4 separate regions of the Homo sapiens genome follow, and all the other regions are linked to region 4. Evidence: read pairs that join two places in POLR2A ChIA-PET (ENCODE). Cell type or tissue: K562. All regions are shown on one strand.

Region 1 (2,500 bases), 54 kb after region 4:
CCATGAGAAAATAGAGACACAGAGAGATTAGATTGATTGCCCATGGTATTATTTTGCTTAAAAAGGGATGGAGGCAGAATTTGAGCCTGTGGATTCCAACTTCAGAGCCTGGGCCCCAAACTCCTGTGCCGCCCCTTCTCACATGCACATGTGTTTCTCTGGTCTCCTGCCCTAACATGCTTGGCCCAGGGCAGATGTTCAACAGGTTTGTTAAAAGGTCAGTGAAGGTTAGACATCAAATGATAAGGGAAATATTTTTGGTAGCTTGAATGCTTCTAGTGATTCTAGTGACGGAGACGGTTATGTGTTCACCAAGCCCAGGTACACAGGGGACTCATGTCTGACTGCTGCCGTGAGATGGGGTCTGTGAAATGTGGGCAGAAGTGTCATGGGCTCCCGTAGGCCCTGCATATGGAACCTCCCAAACTCTCATTTGCCTTCCCTTTCCAGTGGGTTCATGGGGTAGATGTGGAAGGTCCAAGCAAGGCAGAACTGCAAGACAGAAGGAACTTGGGCACTTGTGTCATCACATGGAGGAGGGCTGTCCAGGAGAGTGGCTCAACCACTGTGATCTGAGGAGGGATACCATTTTTTATTGTGTTAAGCTGTTGAAATCTTGAGTTTTGTTATAGCAGTTATATATCCCAACTGTACACTTCTTTAAGAAAGGCTTGCTTTAGACTTGTTTAGGAATCTTCAGCTATAATCTTCAGTATAACTTTGTGTGTGTGTGTGTGTTTGTGTGTGTGTGTGTGTGTATTCAAACATGTCACTTTGGACTTATCCAAAGCACATTTGCCCGTTTATCTCCACTCTGTTCCCAAGTTCAAAACCCTTAAATACCTATCTATTTTTTCTTCCCATAGCTACTAAGAGATCTCTCCACCAGACATCCAGAATTAAACATTATACCAGCTTATACAGTCTCCCTTCAAACAAACAGTCTTCAGCCAACTCTAAAGCTGTCCCTTTCATTTACTTTCAGTGAAGCTCTTAGCATGAAGCTGCATACGGTTGAAATCTGGGTGGCATGGCAGAGAAAACCATTGGTATTTAAAAGGAAACTTTTTGGGTAATGTTTTTTATGATCCTCAGAATCACAAAGGGTGTTTGATGCTACATCTGCTGCAAGCAATGGGCTGTGTCTGGGATGTGCAAGGTGTTCATGCCTGGGAAATCTTCAGAGTCTCTGAAAAGCCTGGGGGAGGCCGGCATGCCTGGCACAGCAGATGAAGGTAGGGTGTTTCCAGTGCCTGGGGACAGCCACGAATGGGGCATATGATGGAAGTCACAGCCATTTTAGAGGCCCTGCAACTGACACGGGAAATAGGAAAGCCACGTGATATTTGAACTGATGAGTCATCAGCGTGCTCAACTAGAATCCAACAGATTCCCCTCACCATCTTCAAACCACAAGAGTGGCTTAGTCTGATGTCTGTAGTGGCAGGGTTGGCTTTGTTACCCCAAGTGATCGATGGGGAAACTGAGGGAGCTGGAGTAATTTGCTCAAGGTCATTTATCTAGTAACTGGCAGAGCTTGGACTTGGACCCATGTCTGTCAGCTGCCAAAGCCAGGATTCGGGGCTGTGTCACAGTCTCACAGGGAAGTCTCATAGGAAAGGCAGGAAGTGCATGTGCGTCTGCTGGGATTATTCTGAGAGACCACCCTCTCACACAACATCATCTGGAACTTCCCTGCCAGGCTTTTTTTATTTTTTTTTTCCTTTCTTTCGGTGGCATCTCTGCTTTCTTTGTATCCATTCCCAAGACCAAGGAGTGGGGCTGACGTGTTTGGTATACAGTCCCTGTCTGTATGGTTCTCTAAAGCAGGCCACAAAGCAGCTGTGGTGTTGAACCCCTGAAATCCTCAGCTGAGTGTGGTGGCTTGCCAGTGCAGGGAGGAAAGAGTATCTTGGGAAGAGGAAAGAGCTTGCGGAAGGCCCAGGGATGTTAATGAGTGTGGTGTAATCGGGGCAAAGCAACTCAGGGGGGCTGGAGCTCAGCATGGATGGGGCCAATGGTGAGGATAAGGGGAGAGATGACAGCAAGGACTAAAGGATGAAGGTCTGTAAAAGACATGCCAAGGACCCTGGGTGGCATCTTGTAGGTAATGGGCATAGGTGGGAGGGTGGCGATCCCTGGTTTTGCCATGCGAAAGGGAGAGACTGCCTCGGCTCCATCTGGGACTGTTGCAGTGACCCACCAAGAAGACCAAGCATGTCATTCCTTATACTGATGAAGCATTTTGTAGGTTTCAAAATCTGTCCACATTCATCATGGAATTTGAGGTACATGGGGAGGATGTTATTATTTCTGGTTGACACATTCTGGCCCTGAGGCCTTTGTTGCCATGTGTATAATGAGTATACACTCTGCTCTCATGCTTGCTGTTTGCACTCTCCTAATGATCTCTTTCGATAAACAGAAGTTCTTATTTTTAATATAGACCAGTTTGTCGAGTTTGTCTTATATGTTTCATGTGTGTGCCCTGTTTAAATAT
Region 2 (2,500 bases), 92 kb after region 4:
AACAACTCCCCACATCACATTCCTTCAATGCCATGGTAGCCACCATCCTGCTGTGTTCTTCCATGTGTTTTACTATTTTAGGTCTCAGGCAAGAGATGTAATTTCAGTTTTGATATTCACATTAAACTAAGATATATTTAGAGTTGCTTTAATTTCGAAACGAGGTGTTTGCGAAACTTATTTTTATTGGATCACTGAATGTGACCTGTGTGATTTTTGACTTTTGGCAACTTATTTATTTATTTATTTTGACTAATAAAAGGGTAGTTAAAGGTTGTTCCACTGGAAACAGGGAGAGGTTGGTCAGTGAGTACGAAGTTACAGTTAGATAGGAGGAATAAGTTCTGGCGTTCTATTACACAGGAGGGTGACTGTGGTTAACATTTCTCTGTTGTATACTCTAAAAAGGCAAGAAGAGACAATTCTGAATGTTCTCACAACAAATAAATAATAACTGTAGGAGGTAATGTATATGCTAAATACCCTGGTTTGGTAAATAAACAAACAAACAAAAAAAATCCAACAGGTATTTGAAAACATTGTGCAGCCTTTTTACTGAGAACAATTCATATTAGCAATGCAACTATATAGTTAATTAAATTAGAAACTGGAAGTTTATATGAAAGTACAATAACTATTTATGTCCTCTATGGCTTAATTTTTTTTCATCTAGTTGGTATCTTAATTTCTTGGAGAGGTTTTAAAATCTCTCGCCAAGATTGTGGTTTGTCAGTTTCTCTTATGTTTCCAGGAGTTTTAACTCTATAAATACCAATATAATATTGCTCTGTTCATAAAGGTTAATGATTGTTATATTTTGGAGGCAACTGTAATTTTTATAATATAAATATGTCTCATTCCTATTTAATGCATTTAATGCCTCTCACTTTGAAGTCCATTTTGACTACTATTGCTATTGACATTTCTGCTTTCTTTTAGTTAGCATTTCCCTGGTATATCTTCATTTATTTTTTTATTTTCAAATTTTCCTCTCTCTCTTTTTTTTTTTTTTTCCAAATTTAGGCATGCTTTTTTGTAAATAACATACAGCTGAATTTAAAACATTCCAATTTAAAAATTTCTCTCTTTAAAAAGGAGATTAAATTCACATTTGTGACTAATGATGTGTTTACATAATTACTACCATCTTATTTCATGTTTTGGCCTTAAAATATCTTCTTCTTGTTTTATTGTTTTTTGTCACTTCCATTATTTTACTGTTTTAGAAATTACATCTTATGTCTAGTCTTCTAATGGTTGGCCTTAAAGTTATTATTTTTAATGCCAAAGTATTATACAAGAGTTTTAAACATTTTACTAATCCATGTGAATATAGTCATAATTTAAAGTCCAGAATTAATTTCTACCTGTAACTACTTCAAATGAACAAGACACTTAGCACACATTATACTCTCCTTTCCACCTCTACTCCTAACATCCACATTATTTTGAAATAACCTGGAATCTTAGTTCTATATTTCATTCATTTTTTAATTTTTTATATAGGCCAAAGCTTTAAAAATTCTCATTCTTGTCAATTGCATTATGTCTCACAGTCACACCACTGAGAGTTACTTGGATTTGACCATGGATGTCACTGGTGCCCTTGCTCACTGCCGTGGCAGGTCATATTTTCTAAAAATGACTGCAACAATGTCTGCCAACCCCCATGCTTTTACAGCTACACCATGTTCTCTCCCTGACCCTGGCTGGGTCTTGGTGACTGCCTTGATCAGCAGAGTGCAGCAGACGTGATGCTATGTGACCTCTGAGCCCAGACCGTGAAAGGCCATGCCTATATGCTTGTTATCTTGGGATGCTCACCCATGGAATCAAACTAGCTTATGTGGAGGGGTCACATGGAGGGCCCACAGTAGAGGTTGTGGCTGACAGCCCTGCAGAAGCCCCAGCCTGGGCTGGTAGGAGCCACAGACACCTGAGGGAAGGTGTGTCCCGATGATGCCAGCCTTTTCCTGCTGCTTTTGCTGAGGTCCCAGAACTTGAGGGGCAGAGAACATCCTTCAGTAATTTATTTTCCCATAGAAGGTGAATTTATGATATTTTTATGAGTTTAATATGTTTATTTTTAACCTTATTCTTGATATTGGATATAGAATTCTGGGCTAAAAATAATTTCCCAGCCAGGTACAGTAGCTCATGCCTATAATCTCAGTACTTTGGGAGGCTGAGGAGGACGGATTGCTTGAATCCAAGTTTGAGATAAGCCTGGGCAACATAAAAATTTTCATCTCTACAAAACAAAAAAAAATGAGCCAGGTGTAGTGCTGTGCACCTGTGGTCCCAGCTACTCAAGAGGCTGAGGTGGGAGGACCACTTGAACCTGAGAGGTAAAGGCTGTAATGAGCTGTGATTGCACCACTGCATGGCAGCCTGGGCAACAGAGGGAGACCCTGTCTCAATCAATCAATCAGTAAAAATAATTTTCCATAAAAAGTTGGAAGACAAAGTTTTATTATTTCCAGAATACCATGTTGCAAAT
Region 3 (2,500 bases), 88 kb after region 4:
CTAGGCCCTGGCTGTGCTGCAAGGCAGCTGGGGACCTGCCGATTGAAGAGTCGCTGATACTTTGCAGGTGAAATGGGCCTGGCATTGTTAATCCGTGTTTGGCTGACCTGGTTTACCATGCAAGTTCCCAGCCCCTGTGTTTACACATGGTGTGGATGGATTTCTGCAAAAGGGGACCAAGTACTTGGTGGTTTATTGTAGAAGGAACCTCCTCTGAAAAAACCTCACAGGGAAATTCTCAACTTAAATGGTAGCTAACAGAGGCGCCAGGTGCTTAAGGTGTGCATTGGTGAGGTAGGCACTATTCTGATGAATGGTTGATGGTGAGAAAACTGAGACTCGGGAGTTCATGTAAAATCCCCATAGCTACATGTCTCGGGGGCGGAACTGAGATTTAACTTATGGCAGCCTGACTCTAGAAACTGAGATTTACCCAACATGTGTGTTGCCTCCCTTTCTAGAAAAGGAGTTCCACCCAAAGGGAATAAGTCACATCTACTTTTCTAACAGAAATCCCAGTGTCAAAATAGCTATGCTGGTGTTCCCAATCCGCTTTTCAAAAGAGGAACAGCCACCATTAACCTTTCTGGTCAGTGAATGAAAGATAAGGAAGTGAGTGAAAGCAAAGTGTTAGCAAGGCCCGACTGTGAGCCGGACACTGTTACACACTAAATGCATCATCTCATTCAAAGGAGAGAACATCTTCATTAACAAATGTGACACCGTCTTCATTAACAAATGTGACACCCTTGCCTGCTGAGCACCCCCTCCCGCCCTGACCCCCAGCTCCTCAGTCAGATTCTGTCTGCCACACTCCAGTGAAACTGCTCATGTCAAAGTCACCAGGGGCTTCCACGTTGCTGCTTCCAGTGAACCATTTAGGACTTCATCTTGTTTGATCTCTCATCAGCATGGCACAGTTGTCCATGTTTTCCTTCTGAAAAGTGCTGCTCTTTTGACCTTTTTTTTTCCTCTCTTTTTTTGAGATGGAGTCTCACTCTGTCGCCCAGGCTGGAGTGCAATGGTGCAAACTTGGCTCGCTGCAACCTCCGCCTCCCAGGTTCAAGTGATTCTCCCACCTCAGCCTCACGAGTAGCTGGGATTATAGGCACCTGCCACCACACCTGGCTAATTTTTGTATTTTTAGTAGAGATGGGGTTTCATCATGTTGGCGAGGCTGGTCTCAAACTCCTGACTTCAGGTGATCTGCCCGCCTTGCCTCCCAAAGTGACATTATTTCTGACTGATTCTCTTCCTCCTCGCTCCTGCCATCCCTCAGTCCCCTTTGCTGGATTTTCTTCTCCAGACCTTAAAACACTGCAGCTTTGTCCTGGGCCCTGCCTACACAATTGCACCTTATCACCTCATCTAATCCCACAGCTTTCAACAGCATGCATGCTGACAAATGCCAGGGTTGTTTTTCCTTTTTTTTTTTTTTCTCTGAGACGGAGTCTCGCTCTGTTGCCCAGGCTGGAGTGCGGTGGTGCAATCTCAGCTCACTGCAAGCTCCACCTCTGGGGTTCACGCCATTCTTCCTGCCTCAGCCTCCCGAGTAGCTGGGACTACAGGTGCCCGCCACCACGCCCAGCTAATTTTTTTGTATTTTTAGTAGAGATGGGGTTTCACCATGTTGGTCAGGCTGGTCTCAAACTGCTGACCTTGTGATCCACCCGCCTTGGCCTCCCAAAGTGCTGGGATTACAGGCTTGAGCCACTGCGCCTGGCCGACAAATGCCATGTTTATAGCTCAAGGCAGACCTGTCCTCTCAGAGAGGCACACCTGGGGAGGTATCCATACAACTACACAGAGAGCTCCAGGTAGACGTTTCAGAGGCTTTCCACGAAAAACCTAGAAAAAGAAGAACAACGTAAACTCAAAGCAAACAGATAGAAATGAGAAAGATACCATACATTTCTGCTTTTTAAAGATGTTTTCAATTATAAAATTGAAAACAGGTGAACAATGAGAGAACATCAATAAAATTTAAAAGGCAGTTCTTTTTAAAAAAAATCAGTAAAATTGACAAATCTCCTGGTCAATTTCTTTTTATCTTTTTCAAGGCTGACACAATAGAAAAAAAGACACAGATCACCAATGTCCAGATAAAGCAGGAAATATCTCTACAGATCCTTCAGTCATGAAAAGGATGATGCTATATTCATAATGTCTACAACTTAGAAGAAATAGACTAATTCCTAGAAAACTATAAATACTGAAATTCAACTTTTTCTAATTGATTACTACTGGTGTGCAGGAAACCTATTGGTTTGGGAATGTTGTTTTATTTGGCCACCTTACTAAACTCATAGATTCTAACAATTTTTAGCTGATTATTTTTTGTATAAACAATCATGTTTATAATCAGTAGATTAGGTTTTATTTCTTCCTATTGAATACATATTTTTTTTCTTTTTTTTTTTTTTTTTTTTTTTGAGACAGCGTCTCGCTCTGTCACCCAGGCTGGAGTGCAGTGGGACAATCTTGGCTCACTGCAACCTCC
Region 4 (2,500 bases):
TCTCCCAAGGTCTCGCATCCTTTCTTTTCTACTCTGGGTGGCCTAGGGGTACGTAGGTCTTGTGGAAGCTCAGGCTCAGTGGACTCAGGAGGGGGAGGCCTTCCTTCTTGGTGAAAGAGGGGGGCTACTGGCACCATTTCTTGCCATGAATTCTCTGATGTTGGGTCGGACAGGACTTTAGGAGCCAACTTCCCTTGGCGGGTGGAGCAGGATTCTTCCTTGGCTGTCTGTCCCTTTGCCATTAGTACTGCTGCTGCCTGTCCTCTTAACCACCATGGGGGGCCTAAAACCAGCTGTAACCAAGTGTCTATGTATGGAAACTGGGCTGGGTATCCTGGCTTACCAGTTACCTTGTGCCATACCTTTGAAACAAGGGACCTGTCTAGGCTTCCTTCTGATGGCCAACCCACTTCTAATGCTGGCCAATCTATCTCACACAAGGTCCTAAGTTTTCCTGGGGTCATATTAACCCCATAATCTCCATTAAAACCTTTTTTGAAATTCTTTAACATAGTTCCTAATGGAGTGGGCTTACTTTGCGTCTCACCCATCTCCACCACCCTCACCCCCGCCAGACAAAAACAATGCTCACAACACAAGAAGGGAAAGGGTAAAGGGGTCACTCACTTGCCTCGCCTGACACTGGCCACTTCCCTTGCGGGAATCTCAGATCCTCTTAGGCAGGCTGGTACCAGGCACCAGCACGAACCGCCACTTAGCTGTACGAGGTATCCTACGGAACTGCAGCTCAGGGCTCAACACTCACTTCGGACGGCAACCACTGTCTATCTGTTGCCCATCCCAAACAAGCATTCACTCACTTTCACTTTCCTTTTTTTCAAACAAGCCGAGCCAAATCAAAATCAAAACTGAGACCAAAGTGCCAATAAGGGCACACCATGGGTGATCAGGCCATGCTTCCACTCAAATGGGGTGGGTAAGTTCCTGGGACCGGTCCTACCATATTCCAGATGTCCGGACTCCACGTGCCAGTTCCTTCCCAGTGTTCAGCCCCTGTGTTGATCCTCCGTGGGGGCCTGCCATGCACCACTCTGATGAGGCATTCCACTGGGGCAAATGCCTACCCAGGAGCACTCTCAGGATCCACATTGCTCAAGCTGGCCGGAGTACCCCACAGGGATGCTCCGCAGGGCAAGGCTAAGCCGCCTAAGGGGCTGCCTCCACTGTCCCTTAATCACCTCACTTCCCGGTCAGGAAACCAAGAAATGTAGCAGGACAAGCCACAGACAAAACCCTTCAGACACCAGGTTAAAGAAGGAAGAGGCTTTATTCTGCTGGGAGCGTCGACAGACTTGCATCTCAAGAACCAAGCTCCCCGAAGAAAGAGTTCCTGGCCCTTTTAAGGGCTTACGACTCTAAGGGGTCCACGTGAAAGGGTCATGATAGATCCAGCAAGCATGGGGTACGTGACTAGGTGGGGGTGGTGAGCAATGCAAGTATTTCTTCATACCGTTGTCTGTGATCTATAGATAGCACAAGCGGTTTGGGTGGGGTTTAATCTTTAACCTACAGGCCTGGCCACTGGCGCCAATCAGTCTGTTATTTTTCGGTTTTTACTTCCTCCTTTTCTTTGGAGATGGGACAGTAGGAGAAATAGCCTCTCTTCTTAGTTCCTCTGTGGTCCTTGCCCACCCAGCACCCAGCTCTTTCTTTTCTTGGAACAGCACTGCCATGTCTCTTTGGCAAACTTTCCTCACTCACTAAGGAACATCTTGGTGAGATTGTCACCCTAGCATGGGCATATGACTCAAGCATGGACAATTGGACTCATTTTCTTGGGACTTTCAGTCTTGAGGGGAGAATGCTAGATAGCAAAACATCATACTAAAAAAAAAATGAAAAAATTGTAGAGAATGCAGAAAAGAATGGTTGCAGCGGGTTCTATTGTTGGAATGAATAAACTCTGAGAGAGTTGTCAACTATTTTCTACCACCCAATGCGCTGCACGGTTCCCATTCTAATTTTAACCTGCTCAGCTGATTCTTTAGTTAATATTAAGTAGAAAAAGAACTTGTTGGAAGGATAGCAAGTTGCTTAGAGCCAGTTTTCTTTGTTTGTAATCAAACAACCTTAATGGATACCGCCCTTAAAGAAGCACAGTTGTAGTGGCTGGAAGTAGAGTGTGCTTTACTATTTAACAACAAAAGCTGAAACCTTGCAGCCTCTGAGCCTAAGATCCCATTTAGTCAGAGAAAAATTCTGCAGCAAACCTCCTGAGATAACTCCCCGGAACAGGAAGATAACTTCGGAAGCTTAGTTTATTTCCATACAAATGGAATTTTAAGTCCTTATCAGGGTAACAGAAACAAAAAAGCATGTCATACAGACACATTTAGGGTAGCCTGGTTAATTCCTTCTTCTTTTGGAACAACTACATTATCAAGATGATGCTTCACTGCCTGTTAGACTCGCTTCTGCTTGGAAGCAGATGAATTGATTTTGAACTTCTTTTGTGATATGCTTAGTGCTTTGTCAGTAA

What was found. ChIA-PET counts read pairs that join two places held together with the same protein. Peaks named below come from ENCODE experiments on the same cell type or tissue, not always from the same donor. Only the 100,000 strongest peaks of a DNase experiment are listed, where the experiment ranks them.
Region 1: POLR2A ChIA-PET joins it to region 4 with 5 read pairs; 3 of 35 experiments call an interaction of 5 or more read pairs at or near these places.
Region 2: POLR2A ChIA-PET joins it to region 4 with 6 read pairs; 2 of 35 experiments call an interaction of 5 or more read pairs at or near these places.
Region 3: POLR2A ChIA-PET joins it to region 4 with 6 read pairs; 2 of 35 experiments call an interaction of 5 or more read pairs at or near these places.

The regions. Positions count from the first base shown.
Region 1 is chr19:28,551,963-28,554,462 of GRCh38, reverse strand. It overlaps the pseudogene LOC100420587. Among named protein-coding and RNA genes, the nearest start is that of ERVE-5, 53 kb to the left of the region's middle. In K562, no CTCF peak of the experiment used is centred here; a DNase peak (open chromatin) is centred at 1,342.
Region 2 is chr19:28,513,607-28,516,106 of GRCh38, reverse strand. It overlaps the pseudogene LOC100420587. Among named protein-coding and RNA genes, the nearest start is that of ERVE-5, 92 kb to the left of the region's middle. In K562, no CTCF peak of the experiment used is centred here; no DNase peak of the experiment used is centred here.
Region 3 is chr19:28,517,649-28,520,148 of GRCh38, reverse strand. It overlaps the pseudogene LOC100420587. Among named protein-coding and RNA genes, the nearest start is that of ERVE-5, 88 kb to the left of the region's middle. In K562, no CTCF peak of the experiment used is centred here; no DNase peak of the experiment used is centred here.
Region 4 is chr19:28,605,566-28,608,065 of GRCh38, reverse strand. ERVE-5 (endogenous retrovirus group E member 5) reads right to left here and starts at 1,378. Exons shown (of 4, transcript NR_135636.1): 1 at 962-1,378. All of the region lies in intron 1 of LOC124904681 (a long non-coding RNA gene), which reads left to right. It also overlaps the pseudogene LOC100420587. RefSeq lists an enhancer at 956-2,155. In K562, no CTCF peak of the experiment used is centred here; DNase peaks (open chromatin) are centred at 1,495 and 2,295; H3K4me3 peaks cover 2,284 bases.